Regions from separate parts of the Homo sapiens genome. Here region 1 is linked to region 2. A link is a loop called in an ENCODE intact Hi-C map of the cell type or tissue named here. Cell type or tissue: MCF 10A. All regions are shown on one strand. Links, peaks and the distances in the headings refer to the core of each region. The heading gives the core; the rest is flanking DNA.

Region 1 (9,054 bases), core at 809-8,808, 680 kb before region 2:
TTGTCTGATAGAATTCTGAATTCCTTCTCTGTGATTTCTTGAGTTTCTTTGAATTTCCTTAACATAACTGTTCTGTCTGAAAAGTCACACAACTCTGTTTCTCCAGGACTGGTCTCTGGTGCCCTTATTTTGTTCATTTGGTGAGGTCATGTTTTCCTGGATGGTTTTGATGCTAGGAGATGTTCTTTGGTGCCTAGGCATTGAAGAGTTAGGTATTTATTGTATTCTTCACTATCTGAGCTTGTTTTTACCCATCCTTCTTGGGAAGACTTTCCAGATATTTGAAAGGACTTGAGTGTTGTGATCTAAGTGTATTTGCTTTAAGAGGCACCCCAAGTCCAGTAACACCGTGGTTCTTGCAGACTCTTAGAGGTACTGCCTGTATGGTCTTGGACAAGCTCTGGGAGAATTCTCTTTACCAGGCAGAGATTCTTGTTCTCTTCCCTTTCTCTCAAACAAATGGAGTCTCCCTTTCTGTTCTGAGGCATCAAAAGCTGGAGATGGAGTGACACAGCACCCCTGTGGCCACCACCACTATGTGCTGGATGAGACCTGAAGTCAGCATAACAGTGGGTCTCGCCCAAGGCCTGCTGCACCCACTCCCTGGCTACTGTCTATGTTCACTCAAGGCCCTGGGCACTACAATCAGCAGGTGGCAAGGCCAGTCAGGCCTGTGTCCTTCCTTTCAGGACAGTGAGGTCCCCCTGGGCCCTAGGTGGGTCCAGAAGTATTGTCTGGGAGTCAGGAACTGCAGCCTAAAACCTTAGAAGCCTACCTGGTATTCTATTACACTGCAGCTGAGCTGGCACTTAATCCACAAAATGCAGTCCTTCCCACTTCTTCCTCCCCTTTACAAAGGCAAAGAAGGCTCACCCCATAGCCACCACCACCACCACAGGCCACAAAGAGTACTGCCAGACTACTTCTGATGTTCCCTTAAGTCCTAAGGGCTCTTAAGTCAGCCTGTGGTGAATGCCGCCTGATCTGGGACTCACCCTTCAGGGAACCTCCTCTGGCTCAGGGCAGAATGAGAAATGCCATCTAAGAGTCAAGTTTTGGAACTGGGGACCCCAGGAGCCCACTTAATGCTCTATCCTCCTGTGGCCATGCTGGTACCCTGGTACCCAAGAAGCAAGACAAAGTCCCCTTTACTTTTCCCTCTACTTTTCTCAAGCAGAAGGAGTTTTGTCCCATACTTGCCACAGCTGGTAATATACTTAGTCTCCCCTGAAGCCAGCAAGCTTCGGAGGCTCACCCAAGGCCCTTGATGTAGTACTTGGGTATCACTGCTGGTTATTCAGGGCCCAGGGGCTCCTCATCTAGCAGGTGATGAATGCCACCAGGTGGGGGTTCTTTCCTTCAAGGCAGCGGGTTCCACTGTGGCCCAGAGTGTGTCTAGAAATATCATCTGGTAGCTAGGGCCTGGAATGGGGGCCCCATGACACTGAATGGTGCCCTATCCTGCTGTGGCTGAACTGGTATCCAAGAGGCAAGACACAGTCATCCCCACTCTTCCTTCTCTTCTCCTCAAATGGAAGGAAGGGGTGTCTTTTGGAGCTGTGAGCTGTGCAGCCTGGGGTTAGAGGAGGGATGATTCCACTACTCCCTTATCCACTCCAGCTGGTATATCAGTAGGTCGTGTTCCCCAGCCCACCAAGCCACCCACTGTCTCTAGGCCTAGTTCAGTACTAGGATTCATAAGAGCTGCAGTCCTTGTGGCATAGACTGCCTTTCAAGTTTACTTAGAGACACAGGGCACTGTTGCCCTTGGAGGTGAGGTTTGCAAGAACTCAAGTTCTGACTGCTGGGATCTGCGATTCCACTCTGGCTAGGGCTGGTTTAAATGTTCCCTCTGTGGACAGGTGTCAGTGGAGTTTGGTCTTGTTTTTCTTTTTGCTATAATAGGACAGCACTGAGTGCAGTGCCTCACAGTGGCTGTGTTCCCTTCTCCCAACACCCAGAGATGCTCTCCATACCAGGCTTCTGGTACTGCCAGGGCCAGGGGAGGGGTTGTGTTGGTGATTCAGGACTGTTTTGTCTATTTCTTCAATGCCTTTTTCAGTGATATAAAGTTAAAACCAAGTACTATGTGTGCTCACCTGATTTTTTGGTTCTTAGTGAAGGTATTTTTGTGTGTTTGTATGTAGATAGTTGCTAAATTGGCGTCCTTGCAAGGGGACATTCAGTGGAGCCTTCTATTCCACCATCTTGCTCTGCTTCTTCCCACAATGTTTCTTTTAAAGTATTTTCAGATCACTACTCAGACAAAAGACCTGAAGGAATACTTGTGGAGATCACTGGAGCTATACCTCTCTGTGGCTTCCTTCTCTCTGATAGCCTGCCCATACATTCTATTAAACCTGAGCTCCTTGAATTCTGACCTCTATCAGAAACTCAGCAGGATGGCCAAGCTCTATTTGGCAATCCCAAGTGTTGGACTCTCAGTGCTGCTGCCAGGAAAGCACCTCTAGGCAGGAAGCTACGTCAATCATAGGGCTTACTTTGTTTCCCTTTCCTTAGAGATTATAATCCAATGCTACCTGCTATATAGTGTATTAAAATTCTTATTTATTTAATTTTTCCAGTTTATGGAGAAGAAGGTAAATCCATTAGCTGTTACTCCAATATGGCCAGAAGTTAGCTTGATTCAATTTCAAGGCAGAATTATAGTAATAGTTTAGCAACTTAAACTGCTTATGTATGTTTGCAATTTTTCTAATATTCTTTGTAAGACTACTTTGTTTTGGCTTGAGATATTACCAACCCAATGTTGTTAGAGGGACTGGCTTATTACTTGGTCCACAAAAATGAATTAAAACTTTGAAAATGGATTAAGAAACTGTAGTTTCTCCCTCTAATATCAGGGAGTGTAGGATATTCCCCAAATTTTAAAAACAGGTGATTATTTTCTAAGAGATCTACATTATTATATCTAGTTGCCTGGTATAAACCTATATGAGCTAATCTTTCATTTGATTGTGTAAAAAGGAATCAGAATGCACTATATGAGAGCTCTCAAACCAGCCTGTGTGGCTTTTTGAAATTCTGATTATTGTAACAACTTTTCATTGTGGTGAGACATAAATATATAGTTCTTTATTTGTATTTGACCTATGAAAGTCATTCCTATAGAATATTAACATAAAATAGTGGGTCAGATAAATTTATCTTTGGTTAATTTTGATTAACTACTCCCTTGTAATTAAAGCACTGAATAAAATACTAAAACTTTGTCTTAATTGTTGTTTTGGGTAAAAGTAATTCTTTAGCATGAATTTTTAATTAGATTTCCCAGAAAAGAGTTTGATTATAGAGTATGTTACTCTGTGTGAATAGGACATAGCATAAAGCTGGGAAGTAGGAACAGGAATGGGAAGATGGCAGAGAGGGAAAAACCTTCTCTCTCTTCTTTTTTAGGTTTCAATATTATGTTCAAGTTTTATTTTAAGTAATGTCAATTGCAACATTTGAAGGGGAGGATTTAATTCCACAAAAAATGGAAGACTTTAAAATATACCCATTAAACTACTAAAAAATAAATGGAGTGGTGACAATACAACAGAAATTCAATTTAGATTCTGAGTATTGTTACCATGTGATTAAAATCACACAGACTCTTCCAAGCTTATAGCTGGAGCTCCTGGAAGCTATTTCATATTCTGGTGCAAGGGCAAAAAACCACAACACGAGAAGGAATTAAGTCCTGAATTACTGGCTTCATCACATTCATCCTCTCTACTCCTAAATGGCCAAAATAAACAGTTACCACATCCTGCAGACCTTTTGGTGTAAAAGAGGTGATGATGAACTGAGATGGGGAAAGGGTCATGAATATCTGTCTAAAAAAGTCCCTTTCAGGTGAGTTCGTACACACCATCAACCAATGAGCCTCTCATCTATTAGGGTTAAGAAACCAAGGTTTGCTTCTTAGGAAACCATAATTTTATTCATTTACTCACTATGAATTTACAAAGTGCCTCTATATTGTCAGCTTCCATTTGCAAACATTTCTACATAAAAAATAAATCTGGCATTTCTACAAAAGCCAAGTTCCCTCCAATTCTGCAGCCGAAAAGACCTTCTTTTGGAATTGAGTTTCTTCTGTACCTTTGAAAGGGTAATACCTTAAAGCTGAATCATTTTTAATCCAGAGGCCTAAGATGATATTTAGCAATACCTGCATCCCAGAAATATGACATTAAAAGATACATTAAATTATGAAGATACTTATGCTGCAAAACAATTTTAAATTAGACAACTATACAGCATGCACTTACACTTGAAATTCCAGTCTTAGATCAAGCTTGTGAGCCTGAACGTTCTTACCATACAGGAAAGCTGACAGTGTCAGTCTGATACCTGGCTTTAGGGTCTGAATATATCCTAAACCTAACAGGCTGAAGTTGTTCAGTTTATCCAAAAAGCAAGCATCAGGGTTGATCTGATACTTGGCTGCTATTTCAAAGCAAGTTTTACATTTTTCTGCTGTCCAGCCAAGATTCACAGTGCTCTCAACTTCCTTTTCATTTTCTGGTAAATGGAGCCACCAAACACTATCCCGTCATTCACATTAGTGTGAAGCTGGAATTCATCAGTCTTCTAGCTAACCACAAAGTTGCTCTGGGTCCCTTGGGACTTTGCAGTCTCAAAATTCATCTGGTAGCCAGCCAGCCAACCCTTGTACACAGCACCAGAAAGCCTCTGATTGAAGGCTCAGCAATTTCAAAATGCATGTCACAGCTCAGGTTGATGTGCTACCACAAATATTCTGTCTTGATTTTAGCATTTTTGTCTCCAGGTTAGGAAGAGTCAAAGGTCAGCTTTACTTTTTCTTCCCCAGTGAGTAGGATGAATCAAAGGTCAGCTTCAGTCCATGTGTGTTATTCTTCATGGTAATCTCAGTGCCTAGTGTATTGTCAGTGTTCCATTTCTCTGTAAACATCAGGCCATGGTCTGTCTGTCTGTACTTGGTTTCCAGACTGCCCTTCACTTTGGTGGTCTCGGTGTTGACTGAAGCTGAGCTTGTAAATTCCAATCCATTCTCAGAATTTTCTTTCAAATCAAGCTTTATTAGGCCAAATCCATAGCCCTTGGTGAAAACATCCCTGGCAGGTTTGTCAAGATCAGCACATGTGGGCAGCACAGCCATCTTCTGCTCAGAGGTGATAGCCACGTGAGCTCAGAGGAAGCTACCACATGAATTGTGGTGCAGAGGTAGTAGTGGAGCCAGCAGTGGGGCCAAGGGTGGAATGGCACTGAGAAGGAAAGACTTTCAAAAAGCCGAAGAAAAGTTGAGTGAAGATACTGAAGTTTGACTAGTGTTGTGGGTTGAATTGTGCCCCACTCCTAAAAAATATGTTGAAGGCTGCTATGGTTTTAATGTGTCCCCAAAAAGTTTATGTGTTGGAAACTTAATCCCCGTTGAGATAGTATTGAGACATGGAGCATAACAAGAGGTCATTTGGTCATGAGGATGAAGCCCTCAAGAATGGATAAATGTCATTATCATGGGAGTGGATTAGTTATCATGAGACTGAGTTGTTATAAAGTGAGTCTGGCCCTTGGTGTCTCTCTCTGTCTTGCACCCTCACTCACCAATGATGCCTTCCGCCATGGCATGACCCTTTCCAGGTGCTGGCACCATGCTCCAGGACTTCCCTCTCCCATTCTGTGAAAAAAAATTTCTTTTTAAATAAATTTCTCAGTTTGTGATATTCCATTACAGCAGCAGAAAATGGACTAAGACAGATAATTCGTACTGGGAGGAGAGATATTGCTATAATAATAACTGATAATGTGGAAGTGGCTTTGGAACTGTGTAATGAGCAGAGGTTGGAAGAATTTGAAAGAGCAGATTAGAAGAATCCTAGATTGCCATTAATGGAGCATTAGGGGTAATTCTTGTGAGGACTGTGAAGAAGACAAGAAGTGCCAGGAAAGTCTAGAATTCCTTAGAGATCACTCAAGTGGTCATGATTAGAATGTTGATAGAAATATGGTCAGTAAAGGATATTCTGATGAAGTCTCAGACAGAAATAAGGAATACCTTATCAGAAACTGGAGTAAAGGCCATCCTTACTATAAAGTAGCAAAGAACTTGGCTGAACTGTGTTCATGCCTGGAGGCTTAATGAAAGGTGGAATTTAAGAGTAATGAGCTAGCATATCTAGCAAAAGAAATATCTAAGCAATGAAGGATTCAGTCTGTGTGTCTACTTTTCATCACTTACAGTAAGATGTAAGAGGAAAGAAATGACTTATAGATGGAATTTATAATCTAAAAGAAAATACAACAGAAAGATTTGGAAAACTCAGTCTGTGTTAGAGAATGAAAGAATTTTCAGGAGAGAAAACCAAAGTCATGGCCCCACAACGATTTGCTAAGGAGATTAGTACTAATACAGGGATTATCAAGATAATGGTAAAAAGACATTGCAGGCATTTCAGATACCTTCAAAGTTTTCCCTTCTATCACAGGCCCAGGCTCTAGAGGAGCAGAATTGTTTAGGGGACTTGCTTCCCAGATCCACTTCAGGTCTCTGCTCCCTGCATTCTGGCACAGCACTCTTCACCTGCCCCAGCCATGGATTAAGTGGCCCCATGTGCAGCTCAACCTGCCACTTCAGAACATACAAGCCAGAAACCTTGACAGCATCCATGTGGTGCTAATTCTGCATATGCACAGAATGCAACAGCTATAGGGACATGGGTTCCTCCATGTAGATTTCAAAGGATGTCACAGAGAGCCTAAGGGCCCAGCTAGAAAACTGTTTCAGGAGCAGAGCTGCGGCAGAGGTTCCCTACGAGGACAAATCGTAGTGAGACCATGGAAGTGGGGCCACTCCGAAGACCAAAGAACTGTAGGGGTCTCAGCATGCAACTCTAGCCTGGGAAAGCTGCAGCCGTGAGACTCCAATGCAAGAGCACTGAAGCGTGGAATGAGACCAGCACAGCCATAGTGTAGGGCTGTCTGAAGCTTTGGGGGCTCAACTCCCTCCTCAACCCAGGGTGTCCAGCAAGATGAATGTAGAGTCAAGGAAGATTATTCTGGAACCTTCAGATTTAGTGTTGTTTGACCTGTTGTGTTTTAGACTTACTTGGGATCAGTTACCCCTCTTTTCTAACCTATTTCTCCCTTATGGAATGGGAATGTCTACACTATGCCTGTCCCATCATTGTATTTTAGAATCAAGTACACTGTTTTGATTTTACAGGCTCAAAGCTGGAGGAATTTGCATCAGGATGAATTGCACTTAGAGTCTCAGCCATGTCTGATTTAAAATGAGATTCTGGACTTTAGAATTTTGAGTTAATGCTGAAATGAGTTAAGCCTTTTGAGACCATAGGGATGGATTGATTGTATTTTGCACTGTGAGAAGGACATGAAGTTTGAAGCCAGAGTGGAATGCTATGGTTTAAATATGTTCCCCCAAAAGCTTATGCATTGGAAACTTAATCCCTTAGGAAGTAGTATTGGGAGGTGGAACCTAATAATATTGATTAGGTCATGAGGAAAAAGCCCTAAAGAATGAATTAATGTCATTAAAGTGGGAACAGGTTAGTTATCATGAGAGTGTGTTGTTACATGGATTAAGTAACAGGATAAGTAATAGGATAATAAGTAATTAAGTAATAGGATAGGAGTATTCTCTTTTCTCATATCCATGTGATGCTTTCTGCATGGGATGACTCTCACATTGTGCTGGTGTCATCATGCTCCTGGACTTTCTAGCTTCTCAAAACAGAAATAAATTTCTTTTCCTTACAAATTGCCCAGTCTATGGTATTCTGTTAGAGCAGCAGAAAATGAACTAAGACAAAGTTCTAACCCCTGGTAATTAACTTAATGTAACCTTATTTGGAAATAGGGTCTTTGTGGGCCTTTAATCCAACCAGACTAATGTCCTGGTATGAAGAAAGGAGTGGACAAAGCAGACGCACAAGGAAGATGTCATGTAACAATGGAGGTAGAGATGAAGGTAATGCATCTACAAGCCAAGGAACACCAAGGACCAACACCATCACTAGAAACTAGGAACATGCAAGGAAGGTCTTCTGCCACAGCCTTCAGAGAGAACGTGCCCCTGCCGACACCTTGACTTTGAACTTCTTTTAGCCTGCAGAACAGTGAGATAATAAATCTCTGTTGTTTAAGCCACCTGGTTTGTGGTGCATTGTTATGTAAACCCTAGAGAAAAGGATATAGTACCAACATTATAGGTCCAAGAATAAGAATTTAGAAGTATTCATATATGTGTGTGTATATGTGTGTGTGTATATATATATACACACATACTATATAGAGATATACTATATAGAGTACTATATAGAGATATACTATATAGAGTACTATAGAGTACTATAGAGAGTACTATATAGAGAGTACTGTATAGAGTACTATATAGAGATATACATACACATGTGTGTGTATATACACACATATGTATGTGTGTGTGTATATATATATATGGCACGTAGCATTGTGCCTGGCAAATAGTAAGCATTTATTAAATGCTAGCAAATATTAGCTTGAAGGGAGAAAACAATCAATGGTAAATCTGACTTTAAAATATGCCAAATACAGACCCTGATAATTATAATACTGAAGGCATAGCATTAGGGTAATATGTAATAAGTGATTAGTAAGTTCCTTCTTAACAAGTCTTTTTGGACAGTCAGTTCAGAGATATATATAAAAAAAAAACAATGAACCTATCTAGCTATCCATCCTTTCATATAATGATTTGTTTGGAAAACCAATTTCAATGGTTTGTGAAATGCAAACTAAGTGTAACCATTTAGCACTTATTTTTTGCCTGTTCCAAAAATTTTTTATGTTAATCTTTTATGAATCCGAAGTTACTTTTTTATCTTTTTTCAAAAATGTTCTGCAAGGCCTTTAAAAATGGCATAAAATGCCCTGTTCTTCATGCCTTACAATAGAGCAAGTTTGGCAATATCAAAAATAACTGGACCACATGTTTCTCTGGAAGCCCAGGTATACTTTATTTAAAAAGAAGTCAGAGAGAGAAAATTACAATGCTTTTTTTCTTTT
Region 2 (9,054 bases), core at 491-8,490:
AAGCATGGCAGCATCTGCTTCCGGGGAGCCCTCAGCCAGCTTCCAATCATGGTGGAAGGGGAAGCAGGCATATCACATGGCCAGAGCAGGAGAGAGAAAGAGAGAGAAAATGGGTGGGCGGGAGGGAGGTGCCACACACTTTTAAATTATCAGATCTCACAGAACTCACTATCATGAAGATAGCAGCAAGCCATCAGGGATCCGCCCCCATGATCCAAACACCTCCCACCAGGCCACACATCCAGCATTGGGAATTACAATTCAACATGAGATTTGAGCAGGGATAAATATCCAAGCTGTATCAATAATCAAAAAGAATTGCCCAAGAAATGGACCAAGCAAATGTTCTCAAAATATTTAATCATCGAGATTGATTATAAGAAGAAGTTGTTAATGGCCGCACCTAGGCCACGTGCTCTGAGCCTATTCTGAACAGAGATGTAATCTTATAGGTAGAATGTCTTTGTAAACTGTATTTTCCCCCGACTGCCACTTAAAATACACTGGGTATTTGTTGAATAACACAAGTTATTCAAAGAAGTAAATGTAAATTAAATTATTTCTAAATGGAAATCTAGCTTTGTCATCCGAATTATCATAGAACTAACTAGAAATCTGCATCTCTAAAGTAATTCAAACTTATGTTTCCCAGTAAATCAGATACTGAGGATTTCGTATTAAAGTTTTCCAGATTAAAAACTAAGAAATTTATTTGTGTGCGGAGAAGGCTATTCCAGTCGGTTTCATTGAGATACCACCAGTACCTCTGACTTACATGGCACCTTCAGTGCTAAGAGTTCTATGTGCCTTCATGAGGAGGTGCTTCATGTGCCTGTAAATTCAGGGATGATTGGGATTCTAATCATTCTTCACATATGCAATCCGATTTATGTTACATACTAGAAACTAATCATAGTAAATATTACTCGAAATAAGCAGGGATTGAAACTGAGATTCCTTTTTTTCTTGGTTTTCCTTATAATGAGGTTATACTTCTTGCAAAAAACAAAAACACACTCTATATGGAATTTCTAAAAATTTACCTCTAAAGTACAGAGTCCTTATCCACTATTTGTGTATGGCTTTAACTAGTGTTAGTAGTAAAATATTAATGATAGCTGTTTCCAACAATTTAAGATGTGTGAAATACTACTATGTATCCAAAATCATATAATCCTTACAAAACTCTGTAAGATAGGTACTACTATTGTTCCCATTTTAAATACAAGCATGCCTTGAAGATATTTTAGGTTCAGTTTCAGATCATTACAATAAAGAGAATATCACAATAAAGCAAGTCACAGAATATTTTGCTATCCCTGGGCATATAAAGTTATGTTTACTCTATACTGTCATCTCTTACATGTGCCATAGGATTATGTCCAAAAAATGTAAATAATTTAAAAATATTTTACTACTTAAAAATGCTAACAATAACCTCAACCTCCAGTGAGTCATAATCTTTTTGCTGGTGGGGGGTTTTGCCTGAATGCTGATGGCTGCTGACTGCTCCGGGTGGTATTTGCTGAAGGTTGGGGTGTCTGTGGCAATTTCTCAAATAAAAGACAACAATGAAGTTTGCCACATCACTTGACTCTTTTTTTTTTTTTTTTTTTTTTTTCTGGGATGGAGTCTCAATCTGTCGCCCAGGCTGGAGTGCAGTGGCGCGATCTCAGCTCACTGCAACTTCCACCTCCTGGGTTCAAGCGATCTTCCTGCCTCAGCCTCCGAGTAGCTGGGACTACAGGCACCCACTATGCCTGGTTAATTTTTGTGTTTTTAGTAGAGACAGGGTTTCGCCATGTTGGCCAGACTGGTCTCGAACTTCTAACCTCAGGTGATCTGCCCACCTCGGCCTCCCAAAGTGCTGGGATTACAGTCATGAGCCACCGTTCCTGGCCACTTAACTCTTTCTTTTGTGAAAGATTTATCTGTAGCATGTGATACTCTTTGTTAGCATTTTACCCACAGTAGAACTTCTATCAAAACTAGAGTCAGTCCTCTCACACCTGCCACTCCTGTATCAACTAAGTGTGTGTAATGTTGTGAATTCTTTGTCTTTTCAGCAATGTTCACAGTATCTTCACTTCAGAGTAGATTATGTCTCAATAAACACTGTCTTTGCTCAGCCATAAAAAACAACTCCTCATCCATTCAAGTTTTATCATAAGATTACAGCAATTCAATCACTTCTTCAGGCTATACTTCTAATTCTCTTGTTATTTCTACCACCTTCAATTCCTTCCTCCACCGAAGTCTTGAACCCCTCAAAATCAACCAGCAGAGTTGGAAGCAATTGCCTCCAAACTCCTGTTAATGTTGATATTTTGACCTCCACCCATGAATCACAAATATTCTTAATTGCATTTCGAATGATGAATCCTTTTCAGTATGTTTTCAATCTACTTTGCCCAGATCCATCAGAGGTGACACTATTTATGACAGCTGTAGCCTCATGAAAAGTTTTTCTTAAATAGCAAGACTTGAAAGTTGAAATTACTCCTTGATCCATGGGCTATAGAATGAATTGTGTTCGCAGGAATGAAAACAACATTCATCTTCTTGTACATCTCCATCAGAGCTCTTGAGTGACCAGGTGCATTGTTAATGAACAATAACATTTTGAAAATAATCATTTCGGTTGGGTGCAGTGGCTCACACCTGCAATTCCAGCACTTTGGGAGGCCAAGGCAGGCAGATCACTTAAGCTCAGAAGTTCAAGTCCAGCCTGGACAACATGACGAAACCCTGTCCTACATAAAATACAAAAATTAGCCAGGCATGGTGGTGCATGCGTGTGGTCTCAGCTACTCAGGAGGCTAAGCCAGAGGATCACTTGAGTGTCAAAGTCAGAGGTTGCAGTGAGCCAAGATCATGCCACTGCACTCCAGCTGGGCAACAGAGCAAGACACTGTCTCAGAAAAAAATTTTTAAAAAGACAAAAGAAAAGTATCAATTTGCTGAGCAGTAGGTCTTAACAGTGAGCTTAAAATATTCAGTAAACCATGCTGTGAACAGATATGCAGTCATCTAGGCTTTTTTCCATTTCTAGAGCACAAGCAGTATAGATTTGCGTAATTCTTAAGGGTCCTAGGATTTTCACAATGGCCAACAAGCATGGGCTTCAACTTGAAGTCATCAGCTCACTGGCCTCTAACAAGAGAGTCAGCACCTTCTTTGAAGATTTGAATTGAGGCATTAACTTCTCTCTAGCTATGAAATTCCTAAAATAATATCTTCTCCCAATAGAAAGCTGTTTCTTCTCCACTGAAAATCTGTTGTTTAGTTTAACTAACTTCATCAATGTTCTTAGCTAGATCTTCTGGATAACTTGCTGCAGCTTCTACATCAGCACCTGCCGCTTCATCTTGCACTTTTACGACAATGGAGATGGTTTCTTTCTTTAAACTTCATGAACCCAACCTTGCTTGCTTCTAATTTTTCTTACACAGTTTCCTCACCTCTCTCAGCTTTCATAGAATTGAAGAGAGTTAGGACTCTGCTCTGGATTAGGCTTGGTTTAAGGAAATGTGGCTGGCTTGATCTTTCATCCAGACCACTCGAATTTTTCCTCTATCAGCAATAAGGCTATTTCACTTATCTTTTGTGGATTCCCTGAAGTAGCACTTTTAATTTCCTTCCAAAACCTTTCCTTTGCATTCACAATTTGGCTAACTGGTGCAAGAGGCTTAGCTTTTGGCCTGTCTCAGCTTTGATTATGCCTTTCTCACTAAGCTTAATCATTTCTAGCTTTTGATTTAAAGTGAAAGATGTAAGACTCTTCCTTTCCCTTGAACACTTAGAATCCATTGTAGGGTTACCAACTGGCCCAATTTCAATATTGTTGGATGTCAGGGAATAGAGAGGCCCCAGGAGAGAGAGAGAGACAGGGAAATAGCCAGTTGGTGGAGCAGTCGGAACAAACACAGCATTCATCATTTAAGTTTGCCAACTTATGTAGGCATAGTTTATGACACCCCCAAAAATGACAACAGTAATATTAAAGATAACTGATTACAAGTCACCATGACAGATATAGTAGTAATGAAGAAGTTTGAAGTATTGCAAAAATTACCAAAATGTGGCGCAGGAACATGAAGTGAACACATGCTGTTGGAAAAATTGTACCAATAGACTTGCTTGATGCAAGGTTGACACAAAACCTTCAATTTATAAAAACAAAGACAAAAACGTAGTGTCTGCAAAGCATACTAAAGCAAAGCACAATAAAATGAGGTATGCCTGTGTAAATAAACTGAGCCTCAGAGATAAATTGAGTACCTCTCCAAAATTACAGTTTCTAAGTGAAAGAGGCAAGATTTGATCGTGATCTGTCTACCTCCAAAGCCTGTGCTTGAGCCATTGAACTAGATTGCTATTCTGAATGTTCTCTCCCCAGATCTGTGTGATGTGATACAAGGGGCAGCTCTCAGTTCTAGGGTATTGGGGATGACTTCCTATTTCCTGAAACGCACTACACCAGCGAGTTTTCTTCAGCTTGTTGTGAAAAGATAGTTCTTTGTTAACTGAATATTCCCTAAAAACACTTTCTCTACTACATAGAAGACAATGCTTCACCCATGCAGTTAATAATAATAGCACACACTTTTAAAGCACTTACTATGTGCCATGAACTCCTTTTAAGTACTTTATATTAATTTATATAACACTTAATATTTGGTACTATTATTGTCCCAGTTTTACAACTGAGGAAATTGAGGCACAAAAAAGTAAATGGTTTTCCTGAGAGCACATGGTTAGTAAGCAACGGATGTCCACACCCAGGCAGTGGAGCTCCAAGACAAGAGCTCTAAACTATATTGGAGTATACCCTAACATTTCTGAGCATGAGCCCCATAATAAACTCTGTGCTGGGCTCCAGGGAAGCCACTATGAACCAAGCAGATATAGCTAATAGTCTGGTGTAGGAGACAGAAATTAATCACCTAAATATATATATATGATTCCAAACTGTAATAAATATGTGAAGGAAAAGAAGAGGGAGCTGAGAGAGTACAACAGGGACCTGCTTTAGGCTGGATGGGCAAAGCAGGCCTCTGAGGACAGCTACACCTAAGCTGAGACCTGAAACGAAGGAGGAGCCAGCCACACGAAGTCTCTGAGCCCGGAATGGGGCAGCGTGTGGGAACAGGGAGAATTAGAGGATATCCTGACAACCTCAACTCATACCTTTACATCTTAAACTTATAAGCTGGGTGCTGAAATATGACTCATTCTATCTCTGTTTGATCTTCCCATTGGCTGACAACAAAATAATAGGCCCCAGGCACTTCCACAAGACTTGCAAACAGGGTACTCAGCAACCCATTTGTCAATCCCTAGTCCATCACCTATCTCAGGAGTCCAACAGGGTTGGAGTTGAAAAACTTAAGAGCAGGAATTTCTCTGGAGAAGCTGTAATTATGTTCTGCATCCCCTCTCTGGCCCTGTTTCTCCCACAAGGGGAAGAAGAGGGGTGTTTTCCCCCCGCACCTTGAGATCTAGTGAGAGGCTTAAGGGTCTAATTAATGGGCTGGTCTCTGATTGAGCTGAAAAGTCTAAAGGCGAGATGCCATGGCTCAGCCAGGCTAAGGGGCAGCGTTCAGGGAAAGTGGACACCCCTGAGAGAGAGTTGCATTTTCACACAGGCGAGGATGGAGGAGAGGTTCCCACTAACCACGGCTTTTGTGGGTCTTGTGGGAGCCAGGCTGGAGCCGTGTTCAAAGAGACCTTGCTCAAGAGGTTTACCAGAGAGAATCTTGCGGGGCGGGAGGCCAGATGCCCACAGACTGAGAGTTTGTGTTGAGTGGCCAATCGCATCCCACATCACAGGACTAGTCATTGGAGGTTCCCAATGAGGAGTTTTTTAGAAACCCGCAAAATGGATCCTAAGGGGAAGATCTGGATTTATATTTGCCAAGCCTCATGAACACTAAGAACATATCATGAAAATACCAATCTCTGAATACTGTGCATTTCCTTAATTCCTTCTTCCCAATTCTGAAGGAGTCAGAAGCCTGGGCTAGTGAGCTGGGTTGGAGGAGTAGAACTAGGTTGCAGGGGATGTGGAGCCAGAGCCATTTGTGCTTCCTCCTCATTACGGACTCAAAAGCTAGGACGGGGGAAATACTTTCAATTTGACTGTTATTACATGGAAGTGGGCCATTTAAAGCCCTGAAATAATTCTGTCCCTGTAGCAAAAACTGTCTCAAGGATTTTTATTATCTAACTCTAAATGGAAAAGCTAGAGCACCTGGTCAATATTTCTAAGGAGCAGGGGGAGAATGTCACCTTCACTGTACATGTTTGAAGACTCTTGGATGGGTTACAAAGAAAATATTTTAAAATCATTCAACAAATATTCATGTACTGCCTACAGTGTGCCACGTATAATTCCAATACTTGGAATATATCAGTGAATAGACAAAATGTCTGCCTTCATATAGCTTACATTCTGCAGGAGTGGGGGATGAGAGACAGTCAATAAACATGATAAATGGGTGAATTACATATTGTGAGAAAAAGCAATTAGTACTGTGAAAAATTGATCAGGCTAATGTCATTGAGAATGCTAAGGAAAGATAGCCTGTCATTTAAATCAGGTGTTTATAGTGGGCTTTACCGAGTGGGTGATTGCCTTAGTCCACTTGTATTGCTATAAGGGAAAACCTGAGGCTGGGTAATTTATAAAGAAAAAGTGTTCATTTGGCTCACAGTTTATTTGGCTCACAGCAGGCTGTACAAGAAGCATGACACTAGCATCTGCATCTGGTGAGGGCCTCAGGAATCTTCCATTCAAGGTGGAAGGCAAAAGGGGGCAGTTATCACATGATGAGAAAGAAACCCAGAGAGAGAAGAGGAGGTACCAGGCTCTTTTCAACAAGCAATTCTTGTGGGAACCTAGAGTGACAATTCACTCCCATGAGAATGGCACCAAGCCATTCATGAGCGATCCATCCCCACAATCCAAACATCTTCCACCAGACCCCACCTCCAACACCGGGGATCAAAGTTTAACATGAGACTAGGTGGGACCAAACACACCATCTCTGAACCATAGCAGTGATATTTGAAAAAGGAGGTTGTTTTAAAACGTAAGTCTGGGCCGGGTGTGGTGGCTCATGCCTGTAATCCTAGCACTTTGGGAGGCCAAGGCGAATGGATCACCTGAGGTCAGGAGTTCAAGACCAGCCTGACCAACATGGTGAAACCCTGTCTCTATTAAAAAATACAAAAAATTAGCCAGGCGTGGTGGTGGGCACCTGTAATCCCAGCTACTTGGGAGGCTGAGGCAGGAGAATCACTTGAACCTGAGCAGCAGAGGTTGCAGTGAGCCGAGATTGTGCCATTGCACTCCAGCCTGGGCAACAAGAGCTAGACTCCATCTCAAAAAAAAAAAGTAAGTCTGATCACGTCACTCCTCTGCTAAAAACTCTGCAATGGCTCCAAAACTCTGACTGCTAGGTCAAGAAACTATAAAGAGTAAAGATGGAAGCAGAGAACTGCTGAGTGGCTAGCGTAATACTAATCAAAGTGAGAGATGGTGGTGGCAAATGGTAACTGTAGGAGAGTTAAGAAGTGGACAGACTGGAGATATTTTGAAAGAGAATTTCCTGACTGGGTAGATGTGTGATGTGAAAAACAAGAGTCAAGGTTGACTCCCAGGTTTTGGGGCTAAGCAACTGGAATGCTGGAAGCAACTGGAATCTTGTCCATTGGGACACCAAGTGGAGTAGGATCGAATACATGGATCTAAAGTCCAAGAAAGAGATCTGGGCTGCAGTTACAAATTTGGAAGTAGAGATTAAGAATTATCTATAAATTGCAATAAAAACCCCATAATAACAGAAAGAGCAGCCCATGGTAAACCAGCTTCAGTGAATAGTGAGATATCCAGAACCTAGATAGAAAAGAAACAAAATTGATTTGCATAAAATCTGAACAAAGATTTCGGCCAAATCTCACTACTCAAAGAAATCTTGTATGTTTATACTTTGGTAATTTAGAAAGTTTTTTCATACTAGCTATTCTTCTTAAATGCTCAGGGTCTTTTGGCTTAGATTTTTGTTTTTTGATTTCTTAAAATGGGAAATGCCATGTATCTTCCATACTGAAGGGAAGGACAGACTGGCTAGGATGAGAAGCAGCTAGAAAATGTAATAAAACATCTCTACCCTCTACATAGAAAATGTTCTCTTATTCAATTTCTCTCTCCTGTTTCATCTATTCCTCTTTAATCTTAATTGACATAATAATCTGCCAATCATATCAGTGGCTTGCTGGTCTTGGAAAGGTGAGAATCCCACTGCGTCCCAGTGGCCTGCTTTTCTAGGGAATTAACAAGGCCTTCACAGAGTCCCAGCCTGCTTTTCCAGGAGAATATCCTCCTCTTCATCATGCCATCGTAATAAGCTTTATCAGAGCCCAGCCAGCTCTGTATCTCTTGCAACACAACTGACACAACATTTTTTGGTAGAACAAAAGAAATAAACATCCAAATCACTGTTCTCAATAAAACTGAGTAGGATGACTGTCCTTGCTTAGAAGTTGGGGTGAGGTCCTTCTCCAGCAATTTATTTAAAACTTAGAACACCACATTTCTCTTAAGTACAGACAGAATTTTTTTAATAGAAGAGTGTGTTAATTTCTTCAAGCCAAGTCAGTGAAGAATATTTTTGAAGTCTCCTCTGTCTATAAAGTATCACTTAGTTATTTAAGAATTTAGAGCTACATTCCTGCCACTGTTCCTTGGTGAGACCTCTAACCACAATAAAAAGGGATATTTTGTCTCCCTCTGTGTAGTTCAGACAAAGAAAATTGCAGCTAGAAGTCAGAGGGGCAAACTAAATGTCACTCTGACCCAAAGATCTGGAAAAAATGTAAAAATTCCATTACGAAAAATGAGGTAGCAAGAAAAATGGTGCTAGTAATATCATACTAGGTATCCTCTGGAGCTGATTATGTTTTCATGAAGGATGGGGATCAGTACACAGCAATATATAGACAGCCTGCTCAGTTGAATTCCAGACTGGAGGCAAAGAGACAAATTATACT

Evidence for each region. A loop is a pair of places that touch in the nucleus more often than their neighbours do. Peaks named below come from ENCODE experiments on the same cell type or tissue, not always from the same donor. Only the 100,000 strongest peaks of a DNase experiment are listed, where the experiment ranks them.
Region 1: a loop joins it to region 2, with 1.9 times the contacts of the local background. A loop is called at or near these places in 1 of 110 quality-filtered maps.

Annotation. Positions count from the first base shown.
Region 1 is chr1:215,372,600-215,381,653 of GRCh38, reverse strand. It overlaps the pseudogene VDAC1P10. Among named protein-coding and RNA genes, the nearest start is that of KCTD3, 190 kb to the left of the region's middle. In MCF 10A, for the core only: no CTCF peak of the experiment used is centred there; a DNase peak (open chromatin) is centred at 4,623.
Region 2 is chr1:214,691,131-214,700,184 of GRCh38, reverse strand. No RefSeq gene overlaps it. Among named protein-coding and RNA genes, the nearest start is that of CENPF, 92 kb to the right of the region's middle. In MCF 10A, for the core only: no CTCF peak of the experiment used is centred there; no DNase peak of the experiment used is centred there.